Linked DNA regions of Homo sapiens: region 1 is linked to region 2. The links are chromatin contacts, found by Hi-C or POLR2A ChIA-PET in ENCODE. All regions are on one chromosome and are shown on one strand. Each heading gives the region's core, a stretch centred on a gene start or an enhancer-like site at or near the end of the contact. The rest is flanking DNA. Distances are from core to core; before and after follow the strand shown.

What was found. A loop is a pair of places that touch in the nucleus more often than their neighbours do. ChIA-PET counts read pairs that join two places held with the same protein, here RNA polymerase II (POLR2A). Pooled maps may share reads with other maps.
Region 1: a loop to region 2 is called in a map of OCI-LY7, with 8 times the contacts of the local background. The contact joins two enhancer-like sites. A Hi-C loop is called at or near these places in 2 of 168 maps with a recorded cell type or tissue (GM12878 and OCI-LY7), 30 of 37 single-sample maps with no recorded cell type and 8 of 50 pooled maps. POLR2A ChIA-PET finds 5 or more read pairs at or near these places in 2 of 52 experiments (GM12878 and OCI-LY7).

The regions. Positions count from the first base shown.
Region 1 is chr4:80,985,341-80,992,186 of GRCh38, forward strand. No RefSeq gene overlaps it. Among named protein-coding and RNA genes, the nearest start is that of BMP3, 42 kb to the right of the region's middle. Within about 2 kb of position 4,736, at least 2 of the 41 ENCODE cell types and tissues checked have a DNase peak (open chromatin) inside an H3K27ac peak, as active enhancers do; they include OCI-LY7, where a contact is called at or near this core.
Region 2 is chr4:80,872,497-80,878,487 of GRCh38, forward strand. The region is part of intron 4 of CFAP299 (cilia and flagella associated protein 299); the gene reads left to right. Among named protein-coding and RNA genes, the nearest start is that of BMP3, 160 kb to the right of the region's middle. Within about 2 kb of position 4,260, at least 3 of the 41 ENCODE cell types and tissues checked have a DNase peak (open chromatin) inside an H3K27ac peak, as active enhancers do; they include OCI-LY7, where a contact is called at or near this core.

The DNA of each region.
Region 1 (6,846 bases), core at 3,486-5,985, 110 kb after region 2:
TGCTGGAACAAGAAACCAAGAAAACAGGAGCGAATAGAAGTGCTTACCTATAGCATGTGAGTATGATGTAGAGGGAAGTTAGAACAATGCTTTCGAGTGTATATTTGTTTATATTATTTAGGTTTTTGAACAATGTAAATGTATTTTTTCAAAAACAAGGGTTTTTGAAAAAAAAGCCTGAAACAAATATAGGGGGAAAATTAACATTTTCTTTTTCTTTGTAGTAGCATGTATATATATGTATATGTATACATAAAGTTTCCTGAACTTTGTGTCTATTTAAATATTTCATAAATTGGAAATTTTAAGGAAAAGACAAAAAGAAAACACTACATGATACAATAGTTTAAAGAACATTTTCTGTGAAGTTAGAACAAAACAACGAATTTCTTCTACCTCTATCACCCAGACTGTTACCTGTTGCCTTCTACCTTTATCACCCAGGACAAAAGATGTCTTCATTTGTAAAATTCAGATAGTAATCACATAATCCATACAAAATTATGTGGTAAAGTGCCTTGTAAATTATAACATAATACAAATATTCATATTTTTTCTTATTTCAAATTCCTTAAATTTGGGTACCATACTTTGTTCTTCTTTATATATGCTCCAACTGTTAGCTCAGTACCTGGCTATGGGACTACTGTCTCTATTTCCTAAATATAAACTAAAATTTTTCAAGGCTGAAGATACAAAAAGACTCATCCCAGGGAAAGCAGTGACTAGGAATTGTAGCCTTGGTTTTTATTCTCCTGAGATTAACCCTTCATATGGGAAAATGGTTGTCAATTATGGCTGCTTGAGTTCAGCAGCCTCAAGGGATACTGCTCTCTCCTTATCCATGTCAACTCAGTGTGCATTCATGACTTCCCTTGGTTGCTCTTAGCCTGGTTGGGAATAAGCCAACTCATTAAACAGACTTGACTAAATACATGTAGACAGCAGTAAAATTGCAGTATTAAAATACTTTACTAAATTCTTGGAGATGGCAAAAAGAAGAAAGAAGGGTGGGAAGTGGAGAAGGAGAAGAGAAAAAAAAAGAAATAACACAAGACCAAATTTGATACATCATATAAAAGAAAATACACTAAACCAAATAATCTTATTTATAAAATGTTGCTTTCTCTTTAGAAGTCCCAGACTCTATCCTAGCCTAGCAATCACCCTGCCTCCACGTAGAGAGAGCCATGTTAATATACACAATCAAAATGACCATTGAAGAGCATTCTAGTCATTCAAAATGTATTGTCAAAGAGTAAGACACATAAACACACATGGACAAATACATCCAGCTTTTATCAATTCAGACTTCTTCTAATTTAAAAACTTATTCATTAGCTAGAAACACTTCGGGACTATTCAGCAGATAAATATGATTAGTGTCTCAGAAACTCAGGAATGTTAAAGATGGCCTAAGCTTTAGAAAAACAAAACAGCTACATGTTTGAGTTTGATGTTCATAACATTATCCATATTACATGTTTAGTCAAAAATATTAGCACATAGAATTAGTTGAATATTTGCATTTTATGATTTTTCTTTGGTCTAAAAACACGCACCTGTTTTCCAGCTTAAGTAAGATTTAACTAGTAGGAAGAGGAAGAAGCCCTTAAAGAATTGTTCTAGGGTTCTATAAAATTCAAGTATTTATTTTTAAAAACTCAATTAAGGAAATTATTTTTCTCCCCAGGGAGACACGTTTTTCCTTCCCTTTTCTTAAATTTAATTACATAATATTTTAATAGATGTCCTAAAACTCAGGAAGTGAAAAATTAGAAAATATGCATAAAAGCTCTTGCAGTATAAATGACCTCAGACACAGATCAAAAACATTAGAGCCATTATTATTATAGAAGAATAGTCGGGGGCTTCCTAATCAAATTAATAAAGAAGAAATAAGCTTTCCACTGCCAAAGAGATTCAGTATTATGAAATAGACTCACTTTCTAATATGAGTACATCATGAGTCATGTTCAATTATGTAAAATTAAAACTCTACCATAAAGAAACAGAGTACAATCAGTGATTATTCAGAAAATTCCAAAATTCAATAATGAGGAATTTATCCTGTCTGTTCATTAAAGGAGTTTAATATACATCACATTCTAATGATGCAAATATTTAGTCAGTCCCAATAAGCAGCTCTTTAAGGATCCAAACATTTTAAATTCACTTTCAAGCCATCCTTCCAGCTTCAAGATTTCATTTTTGTTGTGTTGTCCTATTACTTATTTATTTTTATTCCACTAGCTTTAGCAATACAAGTGGCTTTTGATGACACAGATGAATTGCATAGTGGTGAAGTCCAAGGGTTTAGTGTACCTGTCACCCAAATAGTGTATATTGTACCCAGTAGATAGTATTATATTTCATCCCCTACCCCTCTTCCACTCTCTCCTCTCTGAGTCTCCAATGTCTTACCACTCTGCTTCCTCATAACTTAGCTCCCACTTATAAGTGAGAACATGAAGTATTTGGTTTTCCATTCCTGAGTTACTTCAGGAATAATGGCTTCCAGTTACATCCAAGTTGCTGCAAAAGACATTATTTCATTCTTGTTCATGGTCGAGTAATACTCCATGGTATACTTATATCACATTTTCTTTATCCACTCATTGATTGAGAGGCACTTAGATTGATTCCATGTCTCTGCAGTTGTGAATTGTCCAGCTTCAAGATTTCTTGCCCATAAAATAGGTGTGGGCAAAACTTAGTAGTAACCAAGCAGTCTGAGATATCATACTGTTCCCTATTTATTAATTAATGTGTTCAAAACATATCTAGTGAGCACATATTATGTAACAGGCTCAAAGGTATGAAAAGATAACACAACCTCCATGAGGCTTACTAAATAACAGGGAAAATGACTAAATAGTAATTAAAACATGATGAGTGTAGTAATTGGAGAGATACAATATTCTCTGGAAACACAGGGCAGAAACAATAAATGTATTATGTGATCTATGGATGTGAAAGAGGGCGAGGTGGATACCAGAGTAGTGATCTGAAAATCCGTATGTGACTTTTTCTTCTCCCGACATCCTTCCATTTTTTCTTCTATTTTTCCTGTTTCATATCTTATTCCAAATATCTATCTTTTTTTTTTCTTGTCCCAACCTGCCTAGTATCTGTTGTTATTTTTTTGGTTTGTTTGTTTGTTTTTTTTCTTATCATCTGTAGTTAGATTCAGCATACGACTTCAGCAACAGTTCTCTTTATAGCCAAAACTCATTTAATTCATATCCCTATTCAGTTTCCTAGACCCACACAGATCTTGTGGTGTTAGTACTAAACTTGTCATCAGCAGACTCAGATCAAAATCCTGATATTGCTGAGTAATAATAGCTATGTGGCTGAAGACAAAATGACCCCTCAGAGTCTCAGCATCTTCATCTTCATGATGAACCAACTTTACGAGGATGGTGCATAGAGAAATATAGATAAGGTGGTATATAAATGCAGTTAGGTAAACAAAGGAAAATGTCATCAAAGAAACAAACCAAAATATGTCTACTTGGACTCACTTGAGAGGTATTTTAAGAGATTGCTTTGAAATACATGAAAAGTGATACTGCAATGGCACCCTCTCTGTAATGAATGAAATTGCAGAGTGAAGATACATGGGACAATGTTGTACAGAAGTTTGTTTTGTTTTAATGACTTTTCTTAGTGAAATGTAAGTATGTGAACATGACTGAGTTTAGAAAATGTGTTTCTAAAGAATGCATGTTCAGTATGTGTCCTACTGTTTCCATTTATATAGCTTTTCTTATGATAGAATGAAAGCCTCTTACCATGTGAATCCTGGAGGCTGGTTGGCTGACATTCACATGTGGCCTGGGGAAGCTATCTTAAGCATGGAAACTACTTATTTAATAGTTCAAAATACTCAGACATGGATTTACACTACTTCCAATTATCCATAGTTTTATTTTTATATAACAGCTAGACACTACTGAGCATTCTACACTTCGTTTTTCACAATCTGCAACCAGTGTTCTGAAAAAAACCGAACAAACAAACAAACAAACAAAACTAATAGTTCAAAGACAAAAAAAAAATGTAAGAGCAAATTACCACAGCCCCTTACATTTACAATAGACCTTTGTCCAAGACCTGGAGGGATAACCTAGCCTTTTCTAGTAGTATTTCCAGACAGTGAGTCACCTTTTAGCAGAAACTTTTTAAGAGTGTATTTTAAACTATAAATATTTTTGTATTTTATAAAAGGATCTTGTATACTTTATTTTCTTGACAGCACATTTAAAATTTCCCTTTCTTTAGGCAAGGTAGTCTTCAAGTAAAGGCATTTTAGGGAAGCCTATATCTGCTTCTATTTTGTTTATTGACTGATCCAGTCATTCTTTGAACAAATATTTAACAAATATTTATTGAGGAACTGGTATGTACCAGGTAACCCTTCAAGGGTTATTTTATTTTACCCTCATGGCAATACTGTGAAGTGCATATTATTCCCCATTTTTAGAGTAAAAATACTTGGAGAGAAGGCAAACTACGTAAAATTCTACGTAAAGCATATATAGGTCTATCATTTATGTCTTCGCGTAATTACTTTGTTCATCTAAGCACACTGGGCAATATATGTCAAACCTGATTAGAACAGTGTTTCAATGACACCCCCTTCACTGTGGATAGGTACTTTGAGTCACTGTGTCATGGCTGAGGATGCTCAATCAGATTTCTACATTGTACGACTGCCAATGCTGTTAGAACCAGGAAGAAAGAACAGGAATCAGCTTTTTTATGTCCAGACAGTTTGCCACCTAGTGGTCAAGTTTAGCAAAACTTTCTGGAGTCTATTGTTTGTTAAGACAACTTAACTCTCCTTAGATTGTATTTTTCTTAGCTCTAAACAGGGGACCCAGCTTTGCTTAGCTACTTCCAAAGATTAGGGCAGGGCAGATTTTCATCATAAGTTACTAGACAGAGTTTCTAGGGATGGCAAGAAACGTCTTTGGCTCTCTCTTGAGGAAAGGGCAAAAGTGCATGCCTCAATCAAATGTTGATGCCTTTGGGGCAAGGTATAATGCTCTGTATGCAACAAAACCATGCAGGTACAAACTTCAGAGAGACAATGTAAATAGAAGTAGACAGAATTAGAATTTGAAAGCTTATGGAGTCATGACTTATCTGCCTTTTGTTTCTCTGGCTTTTAAAAGGGATATTGGAAAATATTTTACTTTTTGGCACTCTATTTTTTTTTATTTTAAAATGCAAATTTCAGCATTTCTCACCAAGTGACAAATGTAAAGTGTTTTAGAATTTTCAGAGGAATATTGTTTTCCTAGACACTGTTTACCAAAACAGTTTACCTAGACTACAGTTTACCAAAAATTCTGAAATCGAAGTCTGAAGAAGTAGTAGACTTTAATTAAATGACGAAGCAAGAAGGATACCATTTCTAAGTCTTGTGTAGGTATATGATTTTTTCATTTTCTGCTACAACCAGATTCTGCCACTGAAATATTTATAATATTGAGATTTGGGACCAGGGTGAGATTTTGTTTTAGAGTAGGAATGAACTGAACCACTTATTCTCAGACAAAATGCATGCAGTCAAGAACTCCATGACTATCTGTGAGACAGATGGGAACTCCTGATGCATACCAGGCGACTGTTCTTCAGCAAAGAAAACAAAAACCCAGGTGCAGAATGTATTGCAACAGTGCAGATGGGTCTTCAAGGGTGTTCACTGTTTACAAGAAAGAGGAACAGAGCTCTCATCATTGAGTGACCACTCTTCCTGGGGATCTATTTCCCCCAGCTGGCCTCAAGCAGAATATTCCCCCAAAGGCCCAAGCACCAGCTGTCAATGACCTCTGCCCCTTCAAAGAGAGAGACTGGGTGGCCGCTTTCACCCTGTCAAGATGTGCTAATTACTGGAATGCTGAGAATCAGAGCCTGCATCCTACAATGGTATTTCTATAGCTTGTCCACCTCCTACACATCTTTCTCCTCTTGTTCTTAAATCTTTTAAATATACAACAGCTTACATCAATTTCTCTATAGATTGTTGGCATCTTTTCTATCCAGTTATATGTTCTCAGCTCCCATATTTTATATTTTATATTTTATAAAAGGATCTTGTATACTTTATATTTTGTCAAATTATTTAAAATTTCCCTTTCTTTAGGCAAGGCAATCTTCAATTAAAAATCCCTTCATTTAAGAGCAATTTGGAAAGAGAGAAAAGCCCTCTTGATATCTACTCTATGCCAGAGGCATGTCCATCCATAGACATGGCTTGATCTAATTATCATCATAAACCTAGAAGAGAACATTATTATTCACAGTTGCCAGGTATGGAAACTGAGGCTAAGGGAGGCTGATACTCTTTATATATGACTCTGCAATCCTTCCTCTCCCAATTCGTAGTTTACACTGCCTAATTATTCTTCCTAAAATGTACCTCTGATTATTTCATACTCTAGCATCCTTTTCTTGTCTGGTAAAGGAAGTACAAACTCCTCTGTTGGCCTTTTAAGGTGTAGTCTTTGTCTGCTCTTCCAACTGTGCCTCAAACTTCTCACTGACACAAAGCTTTTCAGCTATATCCCAGGTTTCTGCCCTTTCTCTAGCAATTCGGTCCTCTCTGACCCATCTGTCTTACTCTTTAGTCTTGCCCTTCTCACAGGGATATCTTAGCATATTCCGCAGATCAGCACATAGATCATCTTCCTCACGAAAACTTTCTTCCACCTTTAATATGTGTGAAAACTATTATAATTTTTGCATTGAACTTTTAACTCTTAACACTGTTCATTAAAGATAATATTGAACAATCTAGGCTCACACTGAAAATCATCATCAAAATGCAATATA
Region 2 (5,991 bases), core at 3,010-5,509:
ATTTATAGAAAATTTGAAGCCAGAAACACAAAAGAGTGTAGAGATTATACCAAATTATTTTTCAGAGTAGTTGTATCATTTTGTATCCATGAGAAATACTGCATAAGTGATCTGGTTATCCCTCATCCTCACCAACACAAGATATTAACAAACTGTTCTTTCCCACTGTAGTGAGTTATAAATGATCTCTCAATGTGGTTTTCATTTTTATTTACTTGATTATTTATTAGATTGGGTATCTTTTATTGGCTGTTCAGATTTTCTTTCTGTGAAGTACCTATTAAGATTTTTCCCTGTTATTTCAAGTGAGCTATTCTTTTTCTTGCAAATTATAAGATTCGTTTTATTTATTTTTGGATATTGATTAATCCTTTGCCTCTTATGTGTATTTCAAAATATCATCTCTCTGTGTGTAGTTCTTCTTCTTTTTTTTTTTTCATTGATTTTGATGGTCAGAAATCAGAAGTTCTGATAGTCATCTTAATGCATTTTAAACTTTACCTCTGCAGTTTGTGCTTTTGTATTTTGTTTAATAAACCCCATCCTTTTTGGAAGTCATAAATATACTGTCTTATAGGATATTATAGTTTTGCTTTTGATTTTATATCTTTAACTGCCCAGTATTAATATAGCATATGGTAGTTAGGCAGTTGTTATTAGGGGAAAAAGTCCCTTAGGTGTATGAAGTTCCATACTTAGTTTGATTCAGAACTAAAGCCAAAATTTAAAATTAAATATTTCATAAAGTCTCTATATCCTTACCTTTTAGCATGGTCTTTTATTCTATGCAGAGACAAACATTTTGTGGCTATGATTAGAATCTGGTCTTGCATTTTTACTGTGGAAAATATAAATGTCAATAGACAGCTGCTACTATTATGAAATGTAGCAGTAGAAAGGGCCCTGACCAAACTGGCAATCTTTTCAATTCAGCTTCCATCTTAACTATGTCTTTAAGATTCAGTACTTTCTTTTTGACACACTTGTGAGTAATTATAAGTGGATAGCAGGTTACAATTTCAAGTTCCTTCACACTTCCCTGTTGATATGGGCATGACAAGCATTATTCTTACCATCAGAGAGAGGAAAAGATAAAGAGTAAACCACTTACTAAAGTTCATAAGTGAAACACTGATGAGACAGGACAAGTTCTTCAGCATTCTAATTCACTGTTCACCTCTAGAACACTATTCCTGGTTTAAGCTTTTATATCCCAAGGACAACTGTACCATGTAGAATCACTTATAAGCTCCGCATATATTTGCATACATTTCCATGTTTATGCATGTGTTGAACAAAGATCTAAGGCTTGCCTATAGAGCTCTACCCATCCCTCAGATAGGATAATCAAGAGGAAATGAAAAACTTTTCTTTGTGTTTCTTTTTAGAGCTTCCATGAAATATTCATACCCTTGACCAGAAAATGACCTTAAATACTAAAGCTTTGAAAGGTATTATTGTCAAATTTCCCTTGAAGTCCCATTGTCTGTTTTATTAAAATGTTTAACGTTCCAAGCCCCTGAAGTTAGAATTATATGCACTTATCCTGTGCTTAAGTGCATTCTTCTGAAAGCATTCTGGTAACATATTGGCTGATTCTCAAGTTTAAAAAGGAAAAAATAAAGCAGTAAATGAACCCAGGGTTTCTACAAATAGTATTAAAATATTGCCTATTTTTAAAGTTATTAATGCTTTTCCAAATTCGAATATGGTGATTGTTCATTAGAATATTAGTTTAGTCTGTTCAGCAGATATTCACTGAATTTGAAAGAGGGGGAAATACTTTGAGCGAAAACCTACTAACTAAAGGAGACTTGCCGCAACTACCTAGCTCCTTGATACGCAAAGTATAGTCCATGAACCCACAGTGAAGCATCTCAGGTTCTCTTCCAACCACTGAGTTAGAATTAGTATATTAACATGATCCTCAATATTTCCATATGCTTATTTGTCTTAGTTTGTGCTGCTATAACAAAATACCACAGACTGTGTAATTTATAAACAATAGAAATTTATTTATCATGGTTTTGGAGGCTGGAAAATCCAAGACCAAGGTGCTGGCAGAATTGCCATTTGGTGAGGCCTCCTTTCTGCTTCCAAGATGGTGCCAGAAAAGGGCTTAAACTAGTTCCCTCCAATTTCTTTATAAGGCACTAATCCATTTCTGAGGCAGAAGTATCATGACTTAATCACTTTCCAAAAGCCCTACCACTTAATACACCAGTTTTAACATAAATTTTGGAGGGGACACATTCAAACCATAGCAATATTAAATTTTGAGAAGCATGCCCTAGACTGGTGCTCTCTAGTAGGGTAGCTACTACCCGCATATGGCCACCGAGTACTTGATGTATGGTTAACCTTGAATTAAGATGTACTGTGAGTGTAAAATGCACACTTGATTCTGAAGACTTCTCATAAAAATATAAAATGTCTTATTAGTAATTATTATTTCATGTTAAAATAATAATGTGATAGATATTTTGAGTTATAAAATACATTATTAAAATAATTTTACCTATTTCTTTTTATTTGTTTTTAATGCGACTACTAGAAAATTCAAAAATACATCTGTGGTTCACATTGCTGGCTCATATCGTATTATATCTCCATTAAGCAACACTCTTCTGGTCTACTTGTCCCCAACCCAGAGGCTCAATCTCACCCCAATCTTTAGAACCAGTACTAATCTTAGATAGGTATGATGTAAAAAGCCAGAAACCAGAGATCAGCAATTAGTCATTGGACCAGATCTGCCTGCAGAATTGTTTATTTGGCCTGCACAATTGTATGTAAAATTGTGTCAATGTTTCAGAAACAAAAAATTTCCCACAAAATATCTTGGACTTGAAATTTTCTTTAAACTTATAAGATCTCTCATCTTGCCGGGCGCGGTGGCTCACGCCTGTAATCCCAGCACTTTGGGAGGCCGAGGCGGGTGGATCACAAGGTCAAGAGTTCGAGACCACCCTGGCCAACATGGTGAAACCCCGTCTCTACTAAAAATACAAAAAAAAATTAGCTGGCCATGGTGGCAGGTGCCTGTAATCCCAGCTACTTGGGAGGCTGAGGCAGGAGAATCGCTTGAACCTGGGAGGCGGAGGTTGCGGTGAGCCAAGATCGCGCCATTGCACTCCAGCCTGGGCAAAAAGAGTGAAACTCTGTCTCAAAAAAAAAAAAAAAAAAGATCTCTCATCTCAACTGTCATCCAGAATTAAACTGCAGCTGCTTCCTCAGATGGGGCATATTTTTACTAGATTAACACAGACTTCACTAACCACATATAGTGATACCACCATCACCCTTGAGTTACTCATGCATAGTACCTGCTAGCTTCTTTTAGGCATTTGAGTTTGTGACTTCTGGTTTAAACTGCTATCTTAGATTCTAGAGGTCATATTTTCTGTTAGCCTAGTCATGATATTCTTTGCTCACCCACTACGTGTGAGTTTATTTCAGCCCTTGGTCTCCCTCAGGTTGTTCCATACCGTGGTTACAAGGTTGAACTGCGTCAGTCTGAGATGATTATGATGATGATTTAAAAACAATGATGATGTTAACTGAGCACTTACTGTGCATAGTACTAATTAATAACTAAAGCACTGTACTAAATAATTTATATATTACATATTATATATAAATATTATATATTACATTTATAAATATTATATTATATATAATATTTCATTTTCTCTTTACAACAACCTTATAGGTTAGGGACCTGATATGGTTTGGCTGTGTCACCACCCAAATCTCATCTTGAATTGTAATCCATATAATCCTCACATGTCACGGGAGGGACCTGATGGAAGGTAATTGAATCATGGGGGCAGTTTTCTCCATACTGTTCTCAGGATAGTGAGTGAGTTCTCACAAGATCTGATGGTTTTATAAGCAACTGGCATTTCCCCTGCTGGCACTCATTCTCTCTCCTGCTTTCCTGGGAAGAGGTGCCTTCTGCCATGATTGTAAGTTTCCTGAGGCCTCCCCAGCCATGTGGAACTGTAAGTTAATTAGACCTCTTTTCTTTATAAACTTCCCAGTCTTGGGTGTTTCCTTATAGCAATATAATAATGGACTAATACAAGACCTTTTTCACATTTTAACACTTAAAAAACCTGTATCATTAAAGTGTTAGCTGGCTTAACCAAAGTTATATACAGACACATACATATGTACAACCAGAAATCCAGGACCAAACAGAGATCACTGCCATTATTTTTTTTAATTCAGTACATTATTCCATTTAAGACTTTGACATGTAAAGATGTCACTTTTGACCTCAAATCCATATCCCAATCCTTCCCAGGTCATATTTTTTTTTGTCAGAAGTGTGTCTCCTGTGACAAGACCTAATTTAGGAATATTTTTCAGAACTTTAAGCAATCCTGCTGTCCACAGTTAAGACTAGGAAATTTTGGCCATCCTGTACCCACCCTTGCCACTTCCTTCTTTCATTGAGCTTGGCAGAAAACACCCCTTTGTACTTAACCAGGCTTTCATTTTCAGTCACTGTGAGTAAGAATTATAGTGTCCCCACAGCTTTGTGTGTGGAAGAGCTCTGAACAGAATTAAAAGTGACCTGTAATTGTGGTTTCAGCCTAAAAGTCTTTAGGGAAACATTGGCCCTGACTTGTTGAACCTCAGTTATGTCCCAGGATACTTTTAGAATCTACTCATATCCTCTGAACTGTGGTTCAAAAAAATTTTGTAATATCTACTTGGAATTCTTTTACAGATAAATTTAATTTTCCAATACTTAACTCATTTTAGCTTCTCTTTATTCCAAGCTAAATATTAAGTACTGTCTCTCATGGAAAATTCAGAAATAGAGCAGAGATCCCAAAAGCCATATACTGTGCATATAACCCATAAACTAGGACTAACAATTCCTACTGAATCCTTACTAGAGTATCTGTCTGTGTCATCTAATGACAGAAATTATTCATGCACAGTTTGGTCCATTGCTTTAAAAGAAAAAGTCAGAATCCCAGAGCAATCACTTGGTAGTTTCTTTAGTTGTCTAGAATGTGTTTCCTTGAAGATTGTGTCTCTGGATAAACCTTAAGTGAATAATTAGAGATCTCACAAAACCTCTAGTTTATTGACACTGACTGTGGTTAAGACAGGATTACTCTACATAAGATTTTTTCCAACTTTTTAAAATTTTTGGTCAAAAATACACAACATAAAATTTCAGTTTAACCGTTTAAAGTGTACAGTTGAGTGACATTAAATACATTCAAATTTTTGTGCAACTTTTTCAACTTTTTATTATTAATTTTTTTTAAGTTTTGGAAAAGTTCAAAGAATAGTACAATGAAGGCTAATATACTCACAACCTAGACAAAACAATTGTTAACATTTTTCCAAACTTGCTTCAATTCTCTTTTGGTATTTTGGTGTGTGTTTATTTGTGTCTATGTTTGTACTATTTGAAAGTAGCTTACAGATTTCACCTTAAAATATTTCATCTTGCGTCTCATGAGTATAAGGACATCCTCCTACATAACATCACCATTATTTTAGATAAAAATTCATAATTATTTTCTACTGTCATCTAATGTTTAGCTCATATTTAAATTTTCTTAAGTATGTCCAAAATGTATTATAGCTACTTGTGTGAATCATCATTCAATGTATAAAAATTACATTGCTTGTGTCTCTTTACTGTCCTTTTCTTTAAAAGAGCACCTCTCTCCATACTTCCCAGCCAAATATTCTTTTCTTTGTGATGACATTGACGTTTTAAAAACACAGGACCCTTGTCTTTTAGATTGTTCCACATTCTGAACTTGTCTGATTGTTTCCTTGTGGTAATATCTGACTCATTTCTCTTATCTGTGTATTTTCTTTATACTGGGAGATAACTCTAAAGGCTTCATTTTGTTCAGTATAAATATTTCTTTTAGACAAGAACTTCTCCATTACATATTGCATCATATCAGGAAGCACCTAATGTCAAGTTGTCTCATTATCAGTGATGCTCAG